Linked DNA regions of Homo sapiens: region 1 is linked to region 2. Evidence: read pairs that join two places in POLR2A ChIA-PET (ENCODE). Cell type or tissue: Panc1. All regions are shown on one strand. Each heading gives the region's core, and the rest is flanking DNA. Links, peaks and the distances in the headings are about the cores only.

The links. ChIA-PET counts read pairs that join two places held together with the same protein. Peaks named below come from ENCODE experiments on the same cell type or tissue, not always from the same donor. Only the 100,000 strongest peaks of a DNase experiment are listed, where the experiment ranks them.
Region 1: POLR2A ChIA-PET joins it to region 2 with 11 read pairs; 2 of 35 experiments call an interaction of 5 or more read pairs at or near these places.

The regions. Positions count from the first base shown.
Region 1 is chr15:90,126,764-90,132,142 of GRCh38, forward strand. All of the region lies in intron 2 of IDH2-DT (IDH2 divergent transcript), which reads left to right. Among named protein-coding and RNA genes, the nearest start is that of IDH2, 27 kb to the left of the region's middle. In Panc1, for the core only: no CTCF peak of the experiment used is centred there; no DNase peak of the experiment used is centred there; H3K4me3 peaks cover 165 bases; H3K27ac peaks cover 1,018 bases.
Region 2 is chr15:89,944,713-89,950,091 of GRCh38, forward strand. No RefSeq gene overlaps it. Among named protein-coding and RNA genes, the nearest start is that of ARPIN-AP3S2, 34 kb to the left of the region's middle. In Panc1, for the core only: no CTCF peak of the experiment used is centred there; no DNase peak of the experiment used is centred there.

The DNA of each region.
Region 1 (5,379 bases), core at 150-5,149, 180 kb after region 2:
CCCCAGAGGTGACCTTTTCCCTTCCAGGCTCCAAGCTGTTTAACATTCTCATCCACCAGCACCTCCCCCCACTGCAGGGCGGCTATTTCAGGAATGCCGGGACGTGCACGTAGGGCATCCTGGCCAGCCACTTGCTGGCCAGCCACTTGCCGAATGCACCCTGTCAGGTGCTCACAAGGTCGTCCAGATGGCTAGAAAGAGAGCAGCAGCCTTAGGAAGGGGCTGCCTGCTCCTAGGCTCACAGCCCCTTGATACTTGCATTCTCTAATTAGGAATGCCTTGGCCAACAGACCCTAGAAGTCCACTGCCCTCGTGTATTTCAAAACCTGGATCCAAACTACCATTTCTTAGTTTCATCTCACTTCTGCCCATTGCTTCTCTACCCCTGCAAGTGACAACAGAGACAGTCATAAATAATGTTGGCAACTTCACGCACGGAGTGCTTGCTCTAGAATTATCCTATTTAATCCTCATAACAACCCTATGAAGTAGGTACTATTTTTATCCCAGTTCTGTAGATGAGAAGTCCAAGACTTGGGGTGGTATGTTAACTTGCCCACAGTCATATAGAAGGACTGTCTGGGGAACCCAAGTGTCTTAATCAGTGTTTTTTCTTTTACTTTTTTTTTTTTTTTTTTTGAGATGGAGTTTTGCTCCTGTTGCCCAGGCTGGAGTGCAATGGTGCAATCTTAGCTCACTGCAACCTCCACCTCCCAGATTCAAGTGATTCTCCTGCCTCAGCCTCTCAAGTAGCTGGAATTATAGGCACCCGCTACCATGCCCAACAAATTTTTGTATTTTTATTTTATTTTATTTTATTTTGAGACACAGTCTCGCTCTGTTGCCCAGGCTGGAGTGCAGTGGTGTGATCTTGGCTCCCTGCAAGCTCCTCCTCCCAGGTTCACGCCATTCTCCTGCCTCAGCCTCCCAAGTAGCTGGGACTACAGGTGCCCGCCACCACGCCTGGCTAATTTTTTGTATTTTTAGTAGAGACGGGATTTCACCGCGTTAGCCAGGATGGTCTTGATCTCCTGACCTCATGTTCCGCCCGCCTCGGCCTTTCAAAGTGCTGGGATTACAGGTCAGCCACCGCGCCCGGCCAAATTTTTGTATTTTTAGTAGAGACAGAGTTTCACCATGTTGGCCAGGCTGGTCTCAAACTCCTGACCTCAACCTCAGGTGATCTACCTACCTTGGCATCCCAAAGTGTTGGGATTACAGGCATGAGCCACCGTGCCTGGCCCTTTTTTTTTTTTTTTAGATGGAATTTTCGCTCTTTTGTTGCCCAGGCTGGAGTGCCGCGTCGCGATCTTGACTCACTGCAATCTCCACCTCCCAGGTTCAAGCGGTTCTCCTGCCTCAGCCTGCTAAGTGGCTGGGATTACAGGCACACACCACCACACCCAGCTATTTTTTTTTTTTTTGTATTTTTAGTAGAGATGGGGTTTCACCATGTTGGCCAGGCTGGTCTCAAACTCCTGACCTTGTGATCGGCCCACCTCAGACCCCCAAAGTACTGCGATTACAGGTGGGAGCCACTGCACCCGGCCTATCAGTGTTTTTTCTTTTTCCTTCAACTGTCTTTCTTTACACAGTATCCTTGTTCCACACGTGATTATTTTGCATCTTTGACATGTTGCTTATTACTAAACATTCTCAGCACAGAGGCAGTAGTAGAAGCCATGAGTCTGATAAGTTTGCTGAAGGAGAGAGTGTGCTATGAGGACGGATCGTTGACAAGACCCTGGAGGACACAAGGACCTAAGAGCCCCTAAGAGGAGACAGAGAAGGTGCTGTCCCACAAAGTGCAAGATGTCCCAGGAGAGAGGTGTCCAGGGGATGACTGTGCGGGGGAAGCTCCGAAGTGGACAAGTCAACGAGCACCGGAAGGTGTCCCAGGGATCTGGCAATCAAGAGGCCATCAGTGAGCCAGGCAGGGTCTGTTTCTTCATTTCTTTGCCAGTGGGTGAGGAGGCTGTAGCAGGGAAGGCAGGAGACCCCATAGGTGGGTGGAGGAAAGGCAGGGAGGTCACAAAGTAGGGCCAGCCAGTGTAGACTTCCCTTCCAAGAAGGAGAAAGACGGAGAGAGACACTAGGTGGAAGAAGGGCTTTTGGGATTTGGGTTTTAGTTTTAGCTTTTTGTTTTTGTTTTTGTTTTTTAAAAAACACAGTTTCGGCAGGGCGCGGTGGCTCACGCCTGTAATCCCAGCACTTTGGGACGCCAAGGCGGGGAGATCACAAGGTCAGGAGATCAAGACTACCCCGGCCAACATGGTGAAACCCCATCTCTACTAAAATAAAATAAAATAAATTAGCCAGGAGTGGTGGTGCATGCCTGTAGTCCCAGCTACTCGGGAAACTGAGGCAGGGGAATTGTTTGAACCTGGGAGGCAGAGGTTGCAGTGAGCCGAGATCCTGCCACTGCACTCCAGCCTGGCAACACAGCGAGACTCCGTCTCAAAAAAAAACAAACAAACAAAAAAAACAAACATAAACACAGTTTCACTCTGTCGCCCAGGCTGGGGTGTAGTGGTACCATCTTGGCTCACTGCAACCTCCACCTCCCAGATTCAAGCAATTCTTGTACCTCAGCCTCCCAAGTAGCTGGGATTACAGGCACATGCCACCATGCCTGGCTATTTTTTGTATTAGTAGAGACGGGGTTTCACCATGTTGGCCAGGCTGGTCTCAAACTCCTGACCTCAAGCGATCCACCTGCCTCAGCCTCCCACAGTGTTGGGATTACAGGCGTGAGCCACTGCGCCCTGCCGAAACTGTGTTTTTTTAAAAACTAAACTAAGGCACCAGGCCTTAGTTTTAGTTTAGTTTTGTTTTAAGCTGGGAATGCCCTTAGCAGATTTCTATGCTGAGGAAAGGGAGCTAGTAGAGGTGAGGCTGAAGATGCTAGCAAGAGGACAGTGATGGCTGACACCATAGATGTAGGGGGATCGAAGTCCCAGACCAGAGAACACTCCCCTGCCCTCCTGGTTTGGTGGGAGCTAGATGGCTCCTGCCTTGTGGCCTGTATTTTCTCGAAGGAGGTGGCAGAGGGTGAGGGAATGAGTAGTTGGGGGACTGAGGATAGTGGAGGAGGCGTGTAACAGCCAGTCTGAGAGGAAAAGAGAAGGGGTTGCCAAGAGAAACAACTGAAATAGGAAGTAATACAGATGCTCCTCGATTCGCAAGGGGCTACAGCCCCATAAACCTGTTGTATGTGGAAAATGCATTTAATGTGGACAGCACAGCAGACAGTCCCCCGACTGATAATGGTTTGATTTCAGATGTTTCAACTTTATGATGGTGTGAAAGCATTACACTTTCAGTAGAAACCATAACCCCATCGTAAGTCATAAGGAGTTCTTTGACTTAGGTTGGGGCTACATCCTAATAAACCAATCACAAAGTTGAAAAATCCAGAATGGAAGCATTGGAAGTTGGAGACCATCTGTACAGGTGCAGTGGGACCATCTCTGCAGGTGTCAGGGCCCCAGCAGCTGAGACTAGACTTGGCAGATGCTGATTATGGGTTCGGTCTGCAGCCCATAACCTTGTCCATTGTCTCCTTTTTTACTGCTTTTGCCACCAGAGAAAGACACTCTCCCTCCAGGTTCTGGGAACCGCTCACCATGGCCCCCCATTTAAAACTCCACGAGGCTGGGCACAATGGCGCACACCTGTAGTCCTAACTACACAGGAGGCTCAAGCAGGAGGATGGCTTGAGCCCAGGAGTTCTGGGCTGTAGTGCACTGTGCCAACCGGGTGTCCACACTATGTTCAGCATTAATATGGTGACCTCCCAGGAGCGGGGGACCAGCAGGTTGCTTAAAGAGGGGTGAACCGACCCAGGTCAGAAATGAAGCAGGTCAAAACTCCTGTGCCGATCAGCAGTGGGATCCTGCCTATGAATAGCCACCACACTCCAGCCTGGACAACATAGTGAGACCCTGCCTCTAAAATAAATAAATAAATAAATAAATGAATAAAGGCTGGGCGCAGTGGCTCACACCTGTCATCCCAGCACTTCAGCCTTTCGACTCTTGGACAACATAGTGGTTTGCCAGGGGCTCCCCAGCCTTTGGCCACAGACTGAAGGCTGCGCTGTCAGCTTCCCTACTTTTGCAGTTCTGGGGACTGAGCCTCTACTGGCTTCTTTGCTCCTCAGCTTGCAGCCAGCCTATCATGGGACTTCACCTAGTGATGGTGTGAGTCAATTCTCCCTAATAAACTCCCTTTCGGCCGCGCACGGTGGCTCATGCCTGTAATCCCAGCACTTTGGGAAGGCGAGGCAGGCAGATCACCTGAGGTCAGAGGTTCAAGACCAGCCTGGCCAACATGGTGAAACCCTGTCTCTACAGAAATACAGAAATTAGTCGGGCATGATGGTGGGTGCCTGTAATCCCAGCTACTTGGAAGGCCAAGGTGGGAGAATCACTTGAACCCAGGAGGTGGAGGTTGCAGTGAGCTGAGATTGCGCCATTGCACTCCAGCCTGGGTGACAGAGTGAGACTCAGTCTGAGAAAAATAAAAAATAATTTAAAAAAAAACTGTTTCATACATACATCTATCCTGTTAGTTCTGTCCCTCTAGAGAACCCTCACTAATCCACTCACTTTCTTAAGATCACTTAACATGCATAGTAACCCCCCATACAAAATAAGGAAGTTAGTCATTTTGCCCAGAACAGAGCAGGACTCCCAGTTCCAGGTCAGTGATTATCCCATTTTGTCACAGGATGTACCACAAGATCCCCTGAGGCTTCCTCTTATTTGATCAAATAGAAAATACACTCTTAGAGGCGGGGCACGGTGGCTCACGCCTGTAATCCCAGCACTTTGGGAGGCAGAAGCAGGCGGATCACGAGGTCAGGAGTTTAAGACCAGCCTGGCCAACATAGTGAAACCCCGTCTCTACTAAAAATATAAAAATTAGCTGGGCATGCTGGTGGGCACCTGTAATCCCTGCTACATGGGAGGCTGAGACAGGAGAATGGCTTGAACCCGGGAGGCGGAGGTTTCAGTGAGCCGAGATCATGCCATTGCACTCCAGCCCGGGTGACAATGCAAGACTCTGTCTCAAAAAACAAAAAAAGAAAATACATTCTTAGAATTGACCTCCCTGTAGTCAACATAGATGGAATTTATTGCAAGCATTGGTCCTTTTCCCTTGAAAAAGATTTGCCTGTTCAATAATTTAGATCTGAGTTTCATTAGGAGGGAAATAGGCTTCCGTTCTGATCTATCAGTAGTGGTTGCATAGGAGCTCACCTGGAAAGAGTTCTGCGATCAACTAGTCAGGCCTGCCAAGGGCCAGGCAGTGGGAGAGTTAAAGCTTGTGTGCTAAACATTGTGCAGTCAGCCCTCAGTATCTGTGGGGGATTGG
Region 2 (5,379 bases), core at 318-5,317:
TTTTTTTTGGTAGGAAGGAATCTTGCTATATTGCCCAGACTGATCTTGAAATCATGGCCTTAAGTGAGACACAGCATCAGGCCCTTTTGGTTTTTAAAAACAGCTTCATCACATTTATAGGGGCCTGAACAATGAATTGTTTCCTTTCACTTGGTTTAGAATGTTATAAAAAGGGTATCACTCTGTGTGGTCACCTGAGACATGCTTTTTCCACTCATTATGATACCATCCAGATTCATACTTGCTGTTCCCTGGTTCTTTAATTCATTCACTTTCAAAGCTGTATAATATTCCATTGTGCAAATGTACCAAAATGTATTCATTCATTCTCCTACCAGTTTGGGAGAATTGGGAAGGTGCATGTGTGTGTGCGTATGTGTGTGAATGTGTACTGATAGTGAAAGAGTTCAGTCTTCATCCTCTATGGTTGAAAATCAACAGATGATAACTAAAATTGAAAATGATCAAGAAGTAGCAATATATGTGTAATATTTAGAGATAAAGGAGTAAATATGAGAAGAATCATCAAAAGGAATAAGAGGCCTATGCCGGGTGCAGTGGCTCACGCCTGTAATCCCAGCACTTTGGGAGGCCGAGGCGGGCGGATTCCCTGAGCTCAGGAGTTTGAGACCAGCCTGGGCAACATGGTGAAACCCCGTCTCTACTAAAATACAAAAGATTAGCCAGGCGTAGCAGCGCATGCCTGTAATCCCAGCCACTTGGGAGGCTGAGGCAGGAGAATTGCTGGAACCCAGAGGTGGAGGTTGCATTGAGCCGAGATGGCGCCACTGCACTCCAGCCTCGGCGACAAGAGCAAGACTCTGTCTCAAAAAAAAAAAAAGAGGCCGCGCACGGTGGCTTACGCCTATAATCTTAGCCCTTTGGGAGGCCGAGACGGATGGATCACTGAAGGTCAGGAGGTCAAGACCAGCCTGGCCAACATGGCGAAACCCCATCTCTACTAAAAATACAAAAATTAGCCGGGCGTGGTGGCGAGTGCCTGTAATCCCGACTACTCAAGAGGCTGAGGCAGGATAATTGCTTGAACCTGGGAGGCAGACGTTGCAGTGCACTGAGATCGTGCCACTGCGCTCCAACCTGGGTGACAGAGTGAGACTCCGTCTCAAAATAAAAAAAAAAAAAAAGAAAAAAAGGAATAAGAGTGATTTCCTCTGGGGAGAAGGAGATGGTAGAGGGAGGATGGAGATTTCTGTTTCTCATAACAAGACTAATTCGATGATTTGGCTGTTCCACTAAGCTCATGCATAACATTGAAAAATTAAGGATAACTAGCAGAATAACAAAAATAGCATACATAACTTGCAAACCACAACTGCAAAAAAAAAATGGGACAAAGAAAATGTGATAAATTCAGCAGATGATACGAAAAGAAACAAGAAAAATAATCCTTAAAAACAATTATTTTTGGCGGGGCGCGGCTGCACATGCCTGTAATCCCAGCACTTTGTGAGGCTGATGGGGGAGGATCACTTGAGGTCAGGACTTTGAGACCAGCCTGGCCAACATGGTGAAACCCTGCCTCTACTAAAAAACAAAAATTAGCTGGGCGTGGTGGCACGCGCCTATAGTCCCAGCTACTCAGGAGGCTGAGACAGAAGAATTGCTCAGAACCGGGAGGCGGAGGTTGCAGTGAGCCGAGATTGTGTTACTGCACTCCAGCCTGGTGACAGAGCGAGACTCCATCTCAAAAAATAAAATAATAATAAATTAGCTGGGCGTGGTGGCCCATGCCTGTAATCCTAGATACTCTGGAGGCTGAGGCAGGAGGTTTACCTGAGCCTTGGGAGGTTGAGGGCCTAGGCAACAGAGACCCTCTCTCAAAAAAAAGCAAAAACAAAAACAAACAATAACAAAACTGATTGCATTTAAAAAAATAAGAAAAATCCCACCAAGTATATACATGAAAAACGGAAATTTGAGAAATAGCAGATAAAACTGTCATTATAGTGGGAGAACCTTAGAAATCATCAGATCAAGAAGACAAAAAATGAACATTCTGTTGGAAGTTTTTCTCAAGTTCAAGACAACTGTTTCTCCTAACAAACTTCCTGCTTTGGGGGAGGCGTCTTTCTACTTTAACAATTTCCCACTGCCTGTGGCCAAAGGTTGTCACTCAGCAACGCAACAAGTCTTGCAGGGCTACGTAAACTGCTGGATTCAATATTCAAATGCAAACTTTGGGATGTTATAGTTCTAAGGGAAGAAAAGTGTTTTGTCCTTTACCCTCCTAGATTCTCTGGCTGGGACGCTGCAAACTAGACTGACAGAAGACAGATTGACAAGAGAAAAACAAACAAGTTTATTAACTTGTGCACATGATGTGAAAGAAACCTTGGTGATGAGTAACTCACATTGGTGGTTACGACTTGGGCTTATACAGCACCTTAGCAAAAAAAACAATGAATTTCTAGAGAAGTCACATGACAAAGGAGATAGGTTTTAGGCTTCCCTGGGCAGCAAACTGTGGGAAGGTAAATATATGGGGGAAACTAATGGAATAAGGTTTGTGTGTGCAAGTCCATCTCAGCGCCAATTTCCCCTCTTTCTCATGGCCATAAAACTTCCCTGGGAGAGGGAATTTATGGCAGTCTTCTTTTCTCAGAAGTTTCTGCTTTTAGTCAGATAAGGAAAGCTCCAGGAAGGCTTCTTTCTGCATCTGTTGATTCTCATTTACCTCCGGCTCAAAATAATCCTTATGCCAAAGTGGCACATTTTGTGGTGGCATATTTTGCAAGTGTCTCCTACTGACACACAGCACTTCCTGCTCTCTATCCAAACCTGTTCTCTAACCTAAGGCTCCTGAGCACTAGCAATGTTGGTACAATAAAAACCGCCCTTTATCTTCCCCTTTCCAGTAACTTGTGAATAATGCATGAAGCTTGTGGGCAGAGACACATAGACAGCTGATTTATGCTCTTAGATATATAAACACGAAAGGTGAATGCCAGCTGTCAGGAAAAACTTATTCAGAACTTCCAACCCAAAATAAATGAGGATTTGAATAGTACAATAAGAATCAGCTAAATCTATTTTTTTTGTTGTTGTTCATTCAATAAGTATTCACTGAACACCTACTATAGGCCATGCATTGTGCTAGGTGCTGCGGATAGAGCAGTGAAAAAAAGCAACCATTGTACTGGATATTCTAGCTAATTCATTAATATTTTTTAAGTATAAATACTAGAAAAGATGAGATAAAGCTGTCATTATTTGTATCACTCCAAGAGAAACAACTTTAAAATTTTGTAGGTTGGGCCTGGTGGCTCACCCCTATAATTCCAGCACTTTGGGAGGCCAAGGCAGGTGGATCACTAGAGCCCAGGAGTTCAAGACCAGCCTGGGCGACATGGCGAAACCCCGTCTCTACAAAAACTACCAAAAGTATCCGGGCGTGGTGGCACACACCTGTGGTCTCAGCTACTTGCAAGGCTGAGGTGGGAGGATCACTTGAGTCCGAGAGGTAGAAGCTGCAGTGAGCCATGGTCACGCCACTATACTCCAGCCTGGGTGACAAAGTGAGATTTTGTCTCAAACAAAAGAAAAGAAAACAAAACAAAACCCTGTAATAAGTAAAACTAGTAATGCAGCTAGATACAGGATCGTATGTAGGTTAAGTATCCCTTATTTGAAATGCCTGGGTTCCATAAGTGTTTTGGATTTTGGTGGGGTTTTTTTGGATCCTGGAATATTGGAATTGAGGATGGGACCCAAGGCCAAACATGAAAGTCATTTATGTTTCATATACACTTTATACACGTGGCTTAAAGATCATTTTATAGAATATTTTTATTAATTTTGTGCATGAAACAAAGTTTATATATTGAACCATAAAAAGCAAAGGTGTCACTCTCTCAGCCACCCATCTGGACAATCTGTGGTTGTTTGGCATCACTGCCATTCTTGACTCTGAATTTTTATGTTACCGATAAGCAGTCTTTTCTTATTCACACAAAAGTACTTAACAGTAAAAAAATATATATATGACACACTATTAATACAATGAAAAAAAATAACATGTTCCCGGTAACTAGGCAGCATCGTAGCATCACCAGAATCTGTATCAGCTGTGAAACAACAGCAACTAACGACAGCATTCAGTCTCCACCTACGATGCTGTGTTTTGATTAAAAGGTTATTGTACTTCGCATTTTATTTTTTAGATGAGAAGAAACATCAGAAGCAGTTAAGGGACCAGGAAGTGGGTCCTCTGGGGATAAGGAGGCACTCTGTTGGATGGCTTTTTTTGAATGTTTTCTCTGGAGTCATCTGCCTCATTAACAACGGTTCTTTGTCTTAGAACTCTCTCTTTGATTTTACAAACTCACACGATTTTTTGTTCGGTTATGAATGTACACTGCTCTAGTCGTCCAATAAGCCCATCACATATTTTCACCATGTTGTCTATAGTCATTTTTTTTTTTTTGAGATGGAGTTTTGCTCTTGTTGCCCAGGCTGGAATGGAATGGCACGATTTCACCTCACTGCAACCTCCACCTCCCAGCTTCAAGCGATTTTCCTGCCTCAGCCTACCCAATAGCTGGGATTACAGGCACCCGCCACCATGCCTGGCTAATTTTTTGTGTTTTTAGAAGAGACAGGAGTTCACCATGTTGGCCAGGCTGGTCTCGAACTCCTGACCTCAGGTGATCCACCCCTCTTGGCCTCCCAAAGTGCTGGGATTACAGGCGTGAGCCACCATGCCTAGCCAGCATCATCTTTCTCATCACTACCATCACAATCACCTTGATTCAGAACCACTTCAGCTATTTCACCATTGGTCAATGAATGAACAACGGGAGGTTCATTAGCAGTGTTAAAAATTTCCTTGATATCCACTCCTTGTAGGTTACTGACAGACTCTGAAGATATATTTTTGGCGTATGTAAGAAGGTCAAACATTATTTTTGTTCTCACTTGACATAAAAAAAAATCCTTCAAAGTCACCACTTTGTTCATCATGATCACTGAACGTAGTCCCAGGCCAGAGGTTTTGCCAGGCATGCACAGCTGTGTCTTTGGTCACTGTTTCAAGCGCTGGCAATAGCATATATGGCATCCTTCCTGCTAAACGCCTTTTGAAAACTTTCCTTCCCCATGCCTCTGTTCACTGCTGCTAGCATATTGTTCAAGAAAGTGTTTTCATAATTACTCTTCATTGATCTAAGGATATCCTGGTCACGTGGCTGAATTGATGAAATCACATTTGGGGGAAAGTACATGGCATAAACACTATTTGTGTGTGTGTGTGAGTGTGTCTTTTTAGTAGAGATGGGTTTCACCATGTTGGCCAGGCTGGTCTCGGACTCCTGACCTCAGGTGATCCACCCACTTCGGCCTCTCAAAGTGCTGGGATTACAA